Linked DNA regions of Homo sapiens: region 2 is linked to region 1. Evidence: chromatin loops called from intact Hi-C (ENCODE). Cell type or tissue: HepG2. All regions are shown on one strand. Each heading gives the region's core, and the rest is flanking DNA. Links, peaks and the distances in the headings are about the cores only. Region 1 holds the start of LOC107985713 (a long non-coding RNA gene). Region 2 overlaps KLHL4 (kelch like family member 4).

The links. Hi-C counts contacts between places; a loop is a spot of excess contacts. Peaks named below come from ENCODE experiments on the same cell type or tissue, not always from the same donor. Only the 100,000 strongest peaks of a DNase experiment are listed, where the experiment ranks them.
Region 2: a loop joins it to region 1, with 11 times the contacts of the local background. A loop is called at or near these places in 6 of 110 quality-filtered maps.

What each region holds. Positions count from the first base shown.
Region 1 is chrX:88,610,181-88,618,793 of GRCh38, reverse strand. LOC107985713 (a long non-coding RNA gene) reads left to right here and starts at 5,304. Exons shown (of 5, transcript XR_001755911.2): 1 at 5,304-5,446. In HepG2, for the core only: a CTCF peak has its summit at 5,262 (motif pointing right); a DNase peak (open chromatin) is centred at 5,283.
Region 2 is chrX:87,580,646-87,589,258 of GRCh38, reverse strand. The region is part of intron 1 of KLHL4 (kelch like family member 4); the gene reads right to left. Among named protein-coding and RNA genes, the nearest start is that of KLHL4, 67 kb to the right of the region's middle. In HepG2, for the core only: a CTCF peak has its summit at 5,418 (motif pointing left); no DNase peak of the experiment used is centred there.

The DNA.
Region 1 (8,613 bases), core at 362-8,361:
AAATTTTGCCCAGAGCAATGTCCTATATTGTTTTCCTAATGTTTCCTTCTAGTAGTTTCATAGTTTCAGGTCTTACATGCAAGTCATTAATCCATATTAATTTGATTTTTGTGTATGATGAGAGATAGGGATCTAGTTTCATATTTTGCATATGAATATCCAATTTTCCCAGAACCATTTATTGAAGAGCCTGTTCTTTCACTATTGTATGTTTGTGGCACGTTTATCAAAAATGAGTTGGCTGTAAATACGTGGATTTATATGTGTGTCCTTTATTCAGTTTTATTGGTCTGTGTGTCTGTTTTTATGTGAGTACTATGCTGATTTGGTTATTATAGCTTTGAAGTGTGTTTTGAAGTCAGGTAGCATGATGTCTCCAGCTTTGTTCTTTTTGCTCATGATTGCTTTGGCTATCAGGGTCTTTTGTGGTCCCATATAAATTTTATGATTTTTTGTCTATTTCTGTGAAGAATGTCATGTAGATTATGTATCTATGTGATATACATAGGAAACAGGATGGTGTGGTACCTGAGAGCATGAACTCTCTTTGAGCCTCAGCTCAGCCACTTTCTTGCTTTATAACCTTGGCAAACTATTTAATCTCTCTGAGGTACATTCTCAATTTCCTCATCTATAAGAAAGAGAAAATAATTCAGATTATTTTTGTGGGACTATATATTTTGTGGTACCACATAAATTTTAATATTTTTTCTATTTCTATGAAGAATGTCATTAGTATTTTGATAGAGATTGCATTAGATCTGCAAATTGCTTTAAATAAAATTATAATTTTAACAATATGAATTCTTCAATTTCAAAATATGAAGTGTCTTTTTATGTTTTTATATCATTTTAAATTTCTTTCATTAGTGTTGTATAGTATTCCTGGTACACATATTTTACTTCTTTGGTTAAATGGATGCCTAGACATTTTATATTTCTTGTAGCTGTTGGAAATTGGATTGCTTTCTTGATATTTTTTTCAGATTTTTTGCTCTTGGCTCATATAAATGCTACTGATTTTGCATACTTTTGTATTCTTTAATTTTATTGATTTTATTTATCTACTTTAATAGTTATTTTGGTAGGCCGTGCATGGTGGCTCACGCTTGTAATCCTAGCACTTTGGGAGGCTGAGATGGGTGATCACTTGAGGCCAGAAGTTTGAGAACAGTCTGGCCATAATGGTGAAACTCCGTCTCTACTAAAAATACAAAAATTAACTGGGCATGGTGGCACATGCCTGTAGTCCCAGCTACACCTGGAAAGCTGAGGCATGAGAATCACTTGAACCCAGGATGTGTATGTTGCAGTGAGCCAAGATTGTGCCACTGGACTCCAGCCTGGGTGACAGAGACCCTTTCTCCAAAAAAAAAAAAAAAAAAGAAAAGAAAAAAAGAAAAAAAAGTTATTTTGTTGCAGTCTACAGGTTTTTCCAAGTGTTAGGATCCTGGCATCTGCAAACAAGACTAATTTGGCTTCTTTCTTTCCAATTTGAATGTCTTTCTTTATCTTGCCTTATTGCTCTAACCTGAATTTTCAGTTATAATGTTGAATGAAAGTGAGAGAAGTGGGCATATTTGACTTGTTCAAGATCTTAGAAAAATCTCTTTCAATTTTTTTCTGTTTTGTATGATGTTGGGTGTGGGTTTGCCATATCTGATTCTTGTTATTTTGAGGTTTTTTTTTTTTTTTAAGACTTAGTTCATTGAGGGTTTTAATCATAATAGAATGCTGAATTTCATTGAATAATTTTTGAGCATGTATTGAAATAATCATAGGGTTTTTTTCTTTAGTTCTATTAACATAATATATCCCATTTACTAATTTGCATGTGTTGAATCATCCTGAAGTCACTAGGATGAATCCTACTGGATCTTGGCAAATTATCTTTTTAATTTGTTGAATTTGGTTTGCTAGTATTTTGTTGAGGAATTATGCATATGTTCATCTCTTATGTCTTTCTCTGGTTATTGTATCAAGATAATGGTAGCCTTTTGGAATGAGTTTAGACCTTTTCCTTCTTCAAATTTTTGATGAGCTAGAGTAGAATTGTGACTATTTCTTCTTCAAAAGTTTTGGAGAATGTAAGAGTATAGCTGTCAATTCTTGGATCTTTAAACATTTTTGATGGGAGAATCTTTATTATGGCATCAACCCCATTACTCATTATTGGTTTGTTGAGGTTTTCATGGTTCAATCTTGGTAGGCTATAGGAGTCCAGGAATTTATCCATTCCTTCTAGGATTTTCAATTTGTTGGCATATAATTGTTTGTAATTGTCTCTAAAGTTTCTTTGTATTTCTGCGCTCCCAAATGTCATAGCTTCTTTTTTATTGGTGATTTTTATATGTTAGGTAGGGTCTTCCCTCTTTTTTCTAAGTCTAGCTAAAGGTTCATAGATTTTATCCTTAGAAAGCAACTTTTCATATCATTGATCTGTATTTTTTGTCAAAATTTTATTTCTGCTCTAATATTTATTATCTTTTTTTCTATTAATTTTGAGTTTGTTCTTACTTTTCTACTTCCTTGAGGTGCATCATTTGGTTGTTTATTTGAAGTCCTTCCACTTTTGTATATAAGCATTTATTGCCATAATCTTCCCTCTTCGTACTGCTTTTTCCATATCCCATAGATTTTGGTATGTGGTAGGCTTTTTTTTTTTCATTTCTTTCAAAAGATTTTCTTAAATTTCCTTCTTCATTTTTTTTTTTTTTACTGGCTCATTCATAAAGAGCATGTTGTTTAATTTTCATGTGTTTATGTATTTCTGAGTTTCCTCATTATTGATTTCTAGTTTTCTTCCACTATGATCAGAAAATACACTTGATTTAATTTCTACTTTTTTGAATTTGTCGAGACTTGTTTTGTGGCCTAAGATATGGTCTATTTTAGAGAATGTTCCATGTGCTGATGAAAACAATGTGTGTAATGCAGCAGCGAGGTGAAATGTTCTGAAACTATCTATGTCTATTTGGTTTAGTGTGTAGTTTAACTGATGTTTCTTTGTTAACTTTCTGTCTGGATAATTTGTCCATTCCTGAGATTGAGTTGTTGATGTCCCCTGCCATTATTGTATTGCAGACTATCTTTCCCTTTAAATCTATTAACGTTTGCTTTATATGCTTAAGTGTATAGATATTTACAATTGTTATATCCTCTCACTGAATTGGCTTCTTTATTATGTGGTGACCTTCTTTGTCTCTTTTTACAGTCTCGGATTTGTATCCTATTTTGTCTAAAATAAGTGTAGCTACTCCTGCTCTTTTTAAGTTTCTAGTTGCATAGAATATCTTTTAACACTCCATCACTTTCGGTCTATGTGCCTTTATAGATGAGGTGGATATTGGGTCTGATTTATCCATTCAGCCACTTTGTGCCTTTTAATTGAAAAATTGATTCAATTTACATTCAGTGACAGTATTGATAAGTAAGGACTTACTACTGCCATTTTGTTGCTTTATTTCTCTTTCTTTCATTCTTTTATTTTTAAAAGATGACAACTTGTCTTAGCTCACAAATAAAAAAAAGAAACAAACCAAGAAAACAACAACAAAAAAACAACTCTACACTTTAATTCCATTTTTCACATTTAGACTTAAGTTGTCTCAATTTTCATATTTTTATATTGCCTGTCTCTTAACAGGTTGCTGAGGTTATTATTGTTTTTGATAAATTTGTCCTTTGGGCTTTATAATAAAGTTATGAGTGGATCACACACCAAAATTACAGTATTAGAGTAGTCTGGGTTTATCCGTATACTTAGAATTGCCAGTGGGTTTTATACTTTCAAATGTTTTGTTTTTGCACATTAGTATCTTTTTCTTTCAGGATGAAAAACTCCTTTTAGCATTTCTTATAATACATGACAGGTGGTGGTGAATTATCTCAGCTTTTATCTGGGAAATACTTTATCTCTTCTTCATATTTGAAGACTAGCTGGCTGGGCGCTGTGGCTCACATCTGTAATCCCAGCATTTTGGGAGGCCAAGATGGGTAGATCACGAGGTCAGGAATTCAAGACCAGCCTGGCCAAGATGGTGAAACCCCATCTCTACTAAAAATATAAAAATTAGCTGGGCGTGATGGTGGAGGCCTGTAATCCCAGCTACTCGGGAGGCTGAGGCAGGGAATTGCTTGAATCCGGGAGGCAGAGGTTGCAGTGAGCTGAGATCGCGCCACTGCACTCCAGCCTGCTCACCAGAGCGAGACTCCATCTCAGAAAAAAAAAAAGAAAAGAAAAGAAAGAAAAAAAAGAAGAATAGCTTTCCTGGGTACAATATTGTTGGATGACAGTGGTTTTGTTTGTTTGTTTGTTGCAGTTTGAAAATGTCATCATACACCCTTCTGGCCTGAATGGTTTTTGTTAAGTCTGTTAGATGAATCGAAGCTCTTTTATATGTTATTTTCTTATTTTATATTGATGCTTATAGGATCCTCTCTTTGTGCTTGACATTTGAGAATTTGATTATTATATGCCTTGGAGTACTCTTATTTGACTTTAATTATTTTGGTGTTCTCTGACCTTCCCGTACCTAGATATTTATCTCTTTCTTAAGTTTTGGAAAATTTTATGCTATTATTTCTTCTGATAAGCTTTGTACCTTGCTCTTGCTTAGCTCCCCTTTGAACACCAATAATTCTTAGAGCTGGTTTTTTGAGATATTTTTCTATATTTTACTTTATCTTCATTTATTTTTATTTTTCTCCTGACTGTATTTTCAAATAGCCTGTCTTTGATCTCCCTGATTATTTTCTATGTTTGATCTATTCTGCTGTTGAAGGCCTCTAATAAATTTTTCAGTTAAGTGAATGTATATCTCAGTTCCACAGTTTATGCTTGATATTGTCTTATTATTTCATTTGCAAAGTTTCTATGATTAATTCCTGATTGATTTTTTATGTTATCTTGGAAAACACTATTTCTTTAAATTGCTATTTTAAATTCTTAGAGAGTTAACAAATCACCATCTCATTAGGGTCAGTCACTAGTTTCTTGCTTTGTACATATGAGAATGTCATAATTCCCTTTGCTGTTGTTTGTGTGGCAGTATGTCTATTTCTTTGCATTGAAATATTAATTATTTATTCCAGTTTTCTCTGCTTGGCTTGTTTTTGTTGTTGTTGTTAGATATGTTTGCTTAGAGATTTTTTATAATTTGCCTATTGATTTTTCTTCTTTTCTTTTCCTTTCTTTACTTTTCTTTTTTTTTTTTTTTCTGCTAGGTTGATGCCTTCATTAGGGCACTAGATGGAGCCTTAAGCCCAGGTTTGCTGCAGTTCTAGTAAACAGAATGTCTTTCATCCAGAATGAGGGATGTAACAGGAGAAATATCCCAGTAGTGTGGGAAAGCTAATTAGGGGTTTGTACCCATGGGAACTATGGGATAAAACTTCTAAAATGTGGTGATACTGAACAGTTGCTCTGAATTGATGTCTCCTTTGGGTGAGTTACAAAGCAGAGTTTTCAGGGCTAGGAATGGTTGTCCTTCCTTCTCCATTTGTCTCTCACTGTCTTCAGGAATATTTCTCCCTTCAGGCACTCCCAATGCTTCCCGTGGGTTGAGGCAGGAATGTGTTTTTTTGTCAGTGAAGCTGAGATCGTCAGGATGGTGGTGCCCCCTCTTGATCCCACTTTTTCCAGTGTAGAGACCATTAGTCCTAAGGAAGATTTTTATGTGTTTGGTGGTGGGAAGATTGGAGGAACGGTCATCACAGATGTGGAAGTCTGAATCTCTTACATATGCTCTAAGGTTTCTTGACTTTCCTGCCGTCCTGGGAACTGTCACATCTTCCTGTGTGAGGTCTGGGCTATTGCTGGAGAGAATCTTGGCACTATATGTTTGTTTTTAGTTTTCTATGGGGGTGGTGAGGCCAGCTTTCTGCTATGCTGCCATTTTGAAACTGAAAGTCAGTGTTGAAAATTTTTTTATGTACTTGGTCATTTGTATTTATTCTTTGAAAAATGTCTATTTGCCAAAATTTTGTAATAGATTTTTTTTTCTGTTCAGTTGTTTGAGTTCCTTATATATTCTGGACATTAACGCCTTGTGAATGAATAGTTTGCAAATATTTTCTCCTATTCTTCAGGTTGTCTCTTTCCACTGCTGATTGTTTCCTTTGCTGTTCAGGAGCTTTTTTGTTTGACATAATCTCATTTCTCTATTTTTCTTAATGCCTTCACTTTTGAAGTATTACTCATAAAATCTGTACCTAGAACAATGTTCTAAGGCATTTCCCCTATGTTTTATTCTTTTATAATTTGTGTCTTACATCTAAGTTTTTAATGCATTTTGAGTTGTTTATTATATATGGTAAAAGATGGAAATTTAGATTTATTCTTCTACATGTCGATATCCAGTTTGTCTAAAACTATTTACTGAAAAGAGTGGCATTTTCCTAATGTATGTTCTTGACTCCTTTTTTGAAAATCAGTTAGCTATAAATATGTGAATTTATAATTGGTTTCTCAATTCTGTTTCATTGACATATGTGTGTTTTATTACAATTCCATGCTTTTTACATTTTTGTTTCTTTTTTTATTGAAGTGAAAAATACATATATAATTTATTATTTTGCTGTTTTGAAATGCGAAGTTTAGTGGTAATATATGCTTATGTACTTATTATAAATATAAAATCTTCTTTGTTTCTTTCATTTCCGCCTTTGATAACCATTAATCTACTCTTCATTTTCATGAGATTCACTATTTTAGCTCCATCATATGAGTGAGAAAATGTGATATTTGTCTTTCTGTGCCTGACTTATTTCACTTAATATAGTGATCTCCAGTTCCATCTGTGTTCCTTAAAATGACAGGATTTCATTCTTTTTATGGCTGAATAATATTTTGTTATGCATATATGCCATATTGTCTTTATCCACTTATTCATTGGTGAGCATTTATGTTGATTCCATATTTTGAACTATTCTAAATAATGCAGCAATAACATGGAAATGCAGACATCTCTTTGATGTACTGATTTCCTTTCTTTTGAATATATACCCAGTAGTAGAATTGCTTAATATATGGTAGCACTTTTTTTTTTTCAGTGTCTTGCTCTGTTACCTGGGTTGGAGTACACTGGGGTGATCTTGACTCACTGCGACCTCTACCTTCTGGGCTCCAGTGATCCTCCCACCTCAGCCTCCCTAGTAGCTGGGACTATAGGTGCATGCCACCATGCTGGGCTAATTTTTTTAATTTTTTTGTGGAGATGGAGTTTCACCATATTGCCCAGGCTGATCTTGACATTGGGCTCAAACAATTCACCTATCTTGGCCTCTCAAAGTGTTGGGATTACAGGTGTCAACCACCATGCCTAGTGGTAGATCTATTTTTTCTTCTTTGAGAAACCTCCATAATGTTCTCCATAGTCACAGTATTAATTTATATTCTCAGCAACAATGTACAAGAGTTTTCCTTTCTCAATACTCTTGTGAGTTATTGCCTGTGTTTTTGATAAAAGCTATTTTAACTGGAGTGAGATGATGTCTCACTGTGATTTTGATTTGCATTTCTCTGATGATTTGTTATTTTTAGCATTTCTCATACACATGTTTGTCATTTATGTACTTCTGAGAAAAGTCTATTCAGATCTTTTGCTTTTTTTTTTTTTTGAGATGAAGTTTTGCTCTTGTCACCCGGGTTCAAGAGATTCTCATGCCTTAGCCTCCTGAGTAGCCGGGATTACAGGCCCCTGCCACCATGCCCAGTTAATTTTTGTATTTTCAGTAGAGATGGGGTTTCACCATGTTGGCCAGACTGGTCTTGAACTCCTGACCTCAGGTTATCCACCCGCCTCAGCCTCCCAAAGTACTGGGATTACAGGCATGAGCCACCAGACACGGCCTTTTGCTTATCTTTTAATTGAATTATTATTATTATTTTGCTCTTGAACTGTTTAAGCCACTTATATATTCTGGTTATTAATCCTTTGTCAGATCAATGGTTTGCAACTGTTTTCTTCAATTCTGTGGATTGTCTTCATTTTTTTGATTGTTTCATTTGTTGCGTGAAAGCTTTTTAGCTTGAGGTAATCTTATTTGTCTATTTTTGCTTTGGTACCCTGTGCCTTTCAGGTCTTACACACAAAAAAATTTGCCCAGACCAATTTCCTACAGTGTTTCCCCAATGTTTTCTTCTAGTAGTTTCCTAGTTTCAGGTAGTAGATTATAGTTTCTAATTTATTTTTATTTTATTTTTGTGTGTGGTGAAAGATGGCAGTCTAATTTTTTTTTTGGCATAGTTAATCGATTTTTCCAACACATTTATTGAAACAACTGTCCTTTTCCCATTGTGTGTGCTTGGCACCTGTGTCGAAGATGAGATTTTTTGCAGCTGGGGTAGTATATATCTGTGTTCTCTATTCTCTTCTTTTGCTCTGTGGGTCTGTTTTTATGCCAATATCATGGTGTCTTGGTTGCTATAGCTTTGATATATATATATATATATATGTATATCAATGATACTTCAAGTTCTGGGATACATGTGCAGAACAGGCAGGCTTGTTACATAAGTATAAATGTACCATGGTGGTTTGCTGGACCCATCAAACTGTCATCTACATTTGGTATTTCTCCTAATGCTATCCCTCCTCATGCCCCCCACCC
Region 2 (8,613 bases), core at 606-8,605, 1.0 Mb after region 1:
ATTGAGGAACATCCAAATTGTTCTACATAGTGGTTGTAATAATGTACATTCCCACCAACAGCGTACAAGGATTCCCTTTTCTCCACATCCCCACCAGCATTTGTTATTGACTGTCTTTTGAATATGTTGTTTTAACTAAGATGAGATAATATCTCATTGTAGTTTTGATTTGCATTTCTCTGATGATCAATGATGTTGAGCACCTTCTCATATAACTGTTTCTTGTCTTTTTTTAACAAATGTTTTTTTCAAATCTTTTGCTCATTTTTTGATCAAATTATAAATTCTACTTATTAATCTCTTGTCAAATGAGTAGTTTGCAAATATTCTCTCCCATTCTGTGGGTTGTGTCCTTTGCTATGCAGCTTTTTAACTTGAAATAATCTTATTTTTCTTCCTCTTCCTCTTCCTCCTCTTCCTCCTCTTCCTCTTCCTCTTCCTCTCCTTCTCCTTCTCCTTCTCCTTCTTCTTCTTCTTTTGGTTGCCTGTGCTTGTGGAGATATTGCTCAAGAAATTTTCGCTCAGACCAATGTCCTGGAGATTTTACCCAATGTTTTCTTGTAGTAGTTTCATAGTTTAAGGTCTTAGATTTAAATGTTTAATCCATGTTGCTTTGATTTTTTTTAATATGGTGAGATATGAGGGTCTAGTTTTAGTCTCCTGAACATAGATATCCAGGTTTCCCAGCACCACTTACTTAGGAGACTGTCTTTTCCCCAGTGTGTGTTTGTGGCATCTTTGTCTAAAATGAGTTCACTGTAGGTGTGTGGACTTGTTACCTCATTCTCTATTCCATTTCATTGGTCTATGTGTCTGTTTTTACACCAGTAACATGCTGTTTTGGTTACTATAGCTTTGCAGTATAATTTGAAGTCAGGTAATGTGATTCCTCCAGTTTTGTTCTTTTTGCTTAGTATAGCTTTGGCTATTCAGGGTCTGTAGTGGTTCCACATTAATTTTCAATTTGTTTTTCTATTTCTGTGAATAATGTAATTGGTATTTTGATAGAGACTGCATTGAATCTATAGATTGCTTTGGGTAGTATGGACATTTTAACATTATTGATTTTTTCAATCTATGAACATGGAATTTGTGGGAGTGTGTGTCCTCTTTAATTTCTTTCATCAGTGTTTTATAATTTTCCTTATATATCTTTCACTTCCTTGGTTAAGTGTTTCCTAGGTATTTTATTTTATGTGTGGCTATTGTAAATGGGATAACTTTTTAATTTCTTTTTCAGATTCTTCACACTGTTGACATATGGAATGCTACTGATTTTTGTATGTTGATTTTTTATCCTGCAAGTTTACTGAATTTGTTGATCAGTTCTAGTAGATTTCTTGTGGATCCTTTAGGTTTTTCCAAGTATATGATAGTATCATGCACAAAAAAGGATAATTTGATGTCATCCTTTCCATTTTGGGTGACCTTTACATCTTTTACTTGTCTGACTGGTCTATCTAGGACTTTAAGTGTTATGTTTAATAAAAGTGATGACAGCAGGTAAACTTTTCGTGTTCCAGATACTAGAGAAAAAGCTTGCAGTTTTTCAGCACTCAGTATGATAATAGTTCTGAGTCCATTGTATATGGCTATTAATATGTTGAGATACGTTCCCTCTATCCCCAGTTGTTTTAGGGTTTTTATCATGAAAGGATGTTTAATTTCATCAAATGCTTTTGCTTTTTCAGCATCAATTGAAATGATCATATGGATTTTATTCTTCATTCTGTTGATATGATGTATCACATTGATTAATTTGCATATGTTGAACTATCCTGACATTCCAGAAATAAATCCCTCTTGATCATGATGAATATTTTTTCTAATGTATTGTTGAATTCTGTTTGCTAGTATTTTGTTGACAATTTTTTGCATCAATATTTTCCATCTATATTGGCCCCTACTTTCCTTTTTATTGATCTGTTTTTGTTGGCTTTTGGTATCAGGATAATACTGGCCTAACAGAATGAGTTTCAAAGTGTTACCTCCTCCTCTATTATTCAGAATAGAATAGCTTGAGTGAGATTGTTATTAATTCTTCTTTAAATATTTGGTCAAACTCAGCAGTGAAGCCATGGGTCCTGGGCTTTTTTTTTTTTTTTTTTGCTTTATTTTATGGAGAGATTTTTATTATGGCTTTCATCTCATTACTTGTTATTCATCTGTTCAGGTTTTAGATTTATTTTTGGTTCAATCTTGGTAGGTTTTATGTATCTAGGAATTTGTCAAATTCTTCCAGATTTTCTCATTTATTGGCCTATAGTTGCTCACAGCAGCCACTATTGATCCTTTAAATTCTGCAGTATCAGTTTTAATGTCTCCTTTTCATTTCTGATCTTATTAATTTGGATATTTTCTCTATTTTTCTTAGTCTGGCTAAAAGTTTGTCAATTTTGTTTAACTTTTTAAAAAACAAATTCTTGTTTCATTGATCTTTTGTATTGTGGTTTGCATTTCAATGTCATTTATTTTAGCTCTGATTTTTATTATTTATTTTCTTCTGCTAATTTTGGATTTCATTTCCTCTTGCTTTTCTAGTTCTTTAAGACACATTGTTAGATTGCTTATTTGAAATTTTTCCTCTTTTTGATGTAAGCACTTATAGCTGCAAACTTCCCTCCTAGTGCTGGTTTTCCTGTATTCCATGGGTTCTGATATGTTGTGTTTCCATTACCACTTGTTTCAAGAAATTTGTTAATTTCCATCTTAATTTATTCATTGACCAACTTATCATTCAGGGACATATTGTTTAATTCCCATGTATTTCTATAGTTGCTAAAATTTATCTTGTTATTAATTTCTAGTTTTATTTCATTGTGGTCAGAGGTGATCCTTGATATTATTTCAGGTTTTTTTTGAATGTTTTAAAACTTGTTTTGTGACCTAACATATGACTATCTTTGGGAATTATCCATGTGCTAAGGAAAAGAGTGTCTATTCTGAAGCTCTTGGATGAAATGACTATAAATATGTATTAGATCCATTTGTTCTTCAGTGCAGATTAAGTCTCATGTTTCTTTGTTGATTTTCTGTCTACACGATCTATCCAATGCTGAAAGTGGGGTGTTGAAGTCTCCTGCTATTATTGTACTGGGTCCTATCTCTCTCTTAAGCTCTAACAATATTTGTTTTATGTATCTGTGTGCTCCAGTGTTGGGTGCATATATATGAAAAGTTTTTAGATCCTCTTGTTGAATAGATACCTTTATCATGATATAGTGACCATCTTTTTCACTTTTTATAGTTTTTGTCTTAAATTATATTTTGTCTGATATTAGTATAGCTACTTATGCTCTTTTTTGGTTTCCAAAGGCATGGAATATATTTTTCCATCTCTTTATTTTTCATCTATGTGTGTCTTTATAGGTAAAACTTGTTACTCATAGGCAAAAGATCAATGAGTCTTGTCTTTTTTATTCATTCAGCCAGTCTATGTCTTTTGATTGGATCATTTAGTCCATTTACATTCAATGTTATTATCGATGAGTAAGGGCTTACTCCTGCTAATTTGTTTGTTATTTGTTTTCTGTTTGTTTTGTGGTCATCTCTTCCTTATTTCCTTTCTTCCTGTCTTTCTGTAATCAAGTTAATTTTTCTGGTGATATAATTTTGTTTCTTGTTTTTATTTTTTGTGTATCCATTGTATGTTTTTTGGTTTGAGGTTACTGGGAGGTGTGCAAATACTATCATCTTCTAATCCATTATTTTAATCTAATAACAACACTATTTGCATAAACAAACAAACAAAAAGAAAACTAATAAAAAAAATCTGTTTTAGCTATTACCCCTGCTTTAACATTTTGTTGTTTCTATTTATATCGTATTGTACTATGTCTTGAAAAGTTGTACTTATTATTTTTCGTTTTGTCTTTCTAATTAAGAGTAGTTTACACACCATAGTTAGTGTTATAATATTCTGTGTTTTTCTTTTTACTTAATGTCATTAGTGAGTTTTATACCTTCAGGCAATTATTTATTGATCATTAATGTCTTTATATTTTTTATTGAAGTTCTCCCTTTAGCATTTCTTGTAGGACAGGCCTGGTGTTGATGAAATCCCTCAGCTTTCATTTGTTTGTGAAGGGCTTTATTTCCTTTTCATGTTTGAATAATATTTTCACCAGATATATTATTCTAGAGTAAAAGGTTTTTTTTGTTATTGTTGTTCAGCACTTTAGATATATCATGCCACTCTCTTTTGGCCTGTAAGGCTTCCACTGAAAAGTGTGCTGCCAGATGTATTATAGCTTCATTTAATGTTACTTGTTTCTTTTCTCTTGCTGCTTTTGGTATCTTTCCTTTATCTTAACCTTTGGAAGTTTCATTATTAAATGGCTTGAGGTCGTCATTTTGGGGGTAAATCTACTTGATGTTCTATAACTTTTTTTTTTTTTTTTTGGATACGGATAACTTTTCCTAGGTTTGGGAAGTTCTCTCTTATTATCCCTTTAAATGAACTTGCTACTTCTATCTTTTCCCTACCTTCTCTTTAAGGCCAATAACTTTTAGATTTGCCCTTTTGAGGGTTTTTTCTGGTTTCTGAAGGTGTGCTTCATTGTTTTCTATTCTTTTTTTTTATTTTGTCTTTTCTGACTGTGTATTTTCAAGTAGCTGTCTTCAAACTCACTATTACTATCTTCTGCTAGATCCATCCTGCTCTTAAAAGACTCTGGTGCATTCTCCAGTGGTAAAATTGCACTTTTATGCTCCAGGATTTCTTCCTGATTTTTTCAATTAGTTAATCTCTTTGTTAAATGTATCTGATAGAATTCTGGATTCCTTCTCTGCATTATCTTCAATTTCTTTGTGTTTCCTCAACACAGCTCTTTTGAATTATCTGCCTGAACGGTTACATATCTCTGTTTACCCAGAATTGGTCCCTGGTACCTTATTTCGTTCATTTATTGAGGTCATGTTTCCGTGGATGATGTTGATGCTGGTAGATGTTCTTTGGTGTCTGGGCATTGAAGAGTTGGCTATTTATTGTAGTATTTATTGTCTGGGCTTAGTTATAGATGTGCTTCATGGGAAGGGTTTCCAGATATTCGAAAGGACTTGGGTATTGTGATTTAATCAGTATCTACTTTAGGGGGCACCTCAAGCCCAGTAGAACTGTTGTCCTTTCAGATTCATAGAGGTACTGCCTTGATGGTCTTCAACAAGATCTGGGAGAATTCTCAGATTTACCAGGCAGAGACTTTTGTTCCTTTTCCTTTTGTTCTCCCAAAAATGTAGAGTCTCTCTCTTTTCTGAGCCACCTAAAGCTGGAGGTGAAATGACACAAGCACCATTGTTACCACCACCACTATGTGCTGGGTCACATTTGAAGCCAGCCCAGCACTGGTCCTAGCCCAAGGCAAGCTGTAAAAATTCACTGGCTTAAGAGCCCACTTTGTGCTCTGCCCCCTTGTGGTCATGCTGGTACCTAAGTTGCTATGCAAAGTTCCCTTTACTTTTTCCTCTGCTTTTTTCAAGCAGAAGGAGGTTTGTCCTATGGCCATTACAGCTGGTAATGTGCTGAGTCTTACCTGAAGCCAGAAAGTCTAAGGGCTAACCCAAGGCCGTCAATGTACTACCTGGGTATTGCTTCTGGTTATTTAGGGACCAAAGGCTCTTCAGTTAGCAGATGTGAATACTGCCAGGGCTAGGTCCTTTTCATCAAGGCAATGGGTTTCCTTCTGGCTCAGAGTGTGTCTAGAAATGTCTGGGAGCTAGGGCCTAGAATGTGGGCCTCACAACTCTGACTGATGCCCTATTTTGGTATGGCTGACATGGCATCGAAGATGCAAGACAAAGTCCTCCCCACTCTTCCTTTACTCTTCCTTCTCCTTTCCTAAATCAGAAGGAAGGAGTCTTATTTAGAGCTGCAAGCTGTGCTACGTGGCCTGGGGCCAGGGGAGGGTGATGCTAGCACTCCCATGGCTGCCCCAGTTGGTGTCTCACTATGTCAAATTGAGAGGTGAAGCCAGCTGGACTTCCTGTGTCGAGTGGGGACTTGGAGAACTTTTCTGTCTTACAAGAGGATTGTAAAACACATTAATCAGTGCTCTGTAGCTAGCAAAGGGATTGTAAAATGCACCAATCAGTGCTCTGTAAAAACGCACCAATTAACACCCTGTAGCTAGCAAGAGGATTGTAAAATGCACCAATCAGCACTCTGTAAAAACGCACCAATCATCACTCTGTAGTTAGCAAGGGGATTATAAAATGTACTAATCAGCACTCTGTAAAATGCACCAATCAGCAGGATCCTAAAAGTAGCCAATTGCAGGGAGGATTGAAAAAAACGACACTATGATAGGACAGAAACAGAACATGGGAGGGGACAAATAAGGGAATAAAAGCTGGCCACCCCAGCCAGCAGTGGCTACCCACTCAGGTCCTCTTCCACACTTTGGAAGCTTTGTTCTTCCGCTCTTCACAATAAATCTTGCTGCTGCTCACTATTTGGGTCCGTGCCATCTTTAAGAGCTGTAACACTCACCACGAAGGCCTGCGGCTCCATTCTTGAAGTCAGTGAGACCACAAACCCACTGGAAGGAACCAACTCTGGACACAAAATGATCCCCCCACCAGCCCAAGTCCACTTTATCTTGGCCTAGTTCTGCACTAGATGTTGCCTAAGAGATGTAGTCATCATGCTCTAGACTGCCTTTCAAATTTACTTGGGGACACAGAGTGCTGTAGTTCTTTCGTGGTGAGGTTTCATGAACTCAAATTTGGACTGCTTAGATTGGGATTTCCCTCTGGCTAGGGCTGGTTTAAATGTTCCCTTTCTGAACGGCCATCAGCTGACTTTGTTCTGGTTTTTCTTTCTGCTCTTACAGGACAGCACCAAGTTCTATTCCCCACAATTGCTGTGTTATCCCTACAAAAATACTCAGACAGGCTCGCAGCAACAAGCTGCTGCTGCTGGATGTTGGGGAAGTGGTGGCATCCGCGATTCCAGACTGTTTTTTTCTATCTCTTAGGTGCTTTTTTACAGTGATATAAAGTTAAAACCAGGTACCATGAGTGCTCACCTAATTTTCGTTTCTTATGAAGGTGTTTTTTCTATGTAGATACTTATTAACTTGTTGTCCTTGCAGGGGGGATGATCTATTTTTGTCTGCCTGTCTTACTTCAGAAAGATAGGCTTCAAGCTTTGAGATTCTTTCCTCTACTTGATCTATTCTGTTATTAATACTTGTGATTGCATTGTGAAATTCTTATAGTGTGCTTTTAGCTCTATCAGGTTGGTTATGATCCTCTCTATATTGGCTATTTTGGCTGTCAGCTCATGCACTGTTCTATCATACCTCTTAGCTTCTTTGCATTGAGTTACAACATGCTTCTTTAGCTCAGTGAAGTTCATTTTTACCCACATTCTGAAGCCTAGTTCTGTCATTTCAGCCATCTCAGCCTTATCCCAGTTCTGAACCCTTCCTGCAGAGGTGTTGCAGTTATTTGGAGGAAAAGGGGCACTCTGGCTTTTTGAGTTTTCAGCATTTTTGTGCTGATTCTTTCTCATCTTTGTGGGCTCATCTACCTTCTGTTTTTGAGATTGCTTACCTTTGGATGGAGTTTTTCTGGTTTTTTTTGTTGTTTGTTCCTTTGTTTTTCTTTTAACCATCTGGCCACTCTTCCATAGGGCTGCTGCAGTCCGCAGTGGGTCTGCTCTATATTTTAGTCACCTATGTTTGTCCAGTACCTGGAGGTATCACTAGTGAATGCTGTGAAACAGCAAATATGGCCTTTTGCCACTGTCTCTGGAAGCTCTGTCCCAGGGGGGTACTGACCTGTTACCAGACTGAACGCACCTGTAGGAGGTGGGTGGAGACCCTGGTTGGGACGTCTCACACAGTCAGAGGAATGGGATCAAGAAACCCCTTAAAGATGCATTCTGATTGCTTTTGCGGAGAGCAGCTGTGCTGTGTTGGGGATCTCTTCAGCCCCCAATTGGTTTGGCCTCTCCAAGGCCAATAGGCTAGACTGGCTGAGATGCCCAAATAGCCAACATGGTGGTCTTCCCCACCCCCCGGCACTCCACCCCAGGGAGAAATTAGCACTCCGTCTCAGCCTTAAAACATAGGCAGGGGTGGCCAGAAGCCCTGGGTGAGAAAACCCTTATCACAAGAAGTGAACTGCAGTCCCACTTAAAAAAGCAGTCTGGCCATGCCTTGACAAAATAGCCATGTCATGCTGATGAACCAACTGTGACCCTGTCAGCTTGGGCTCTTTAAAGCCCACAGGCTGGAATGGATGAGTTGTCCAAACAATCAACCTGGCAGCCCTCCCCTACATTTAGGTACTCTGTCCCAGGGAGAGATCAGAGCTCTGTCTATAGAATACATGTGAGTGGGGGTGGCTGGAGGCCCTAGCTGGGAGGTCCTGCCCAGTGATGTCTATTTCTTTTATGTTCATTTGGTCTATATAGTGTTGTGCAAGTCTGTTTCCTTTTTAACTTTCTGTCTGGATATTCAATCAATTATTTCAAGTTTGGTATTAAAATCTCCTACAATTGTATTGCTATCTATTTCCCTTTAATGTTTATTTTATATATGTAGATGCTCTGATATTGTGTAGAAATAAGTTTATAATTCTTATATCTTCTTGATAAATTGATATTTT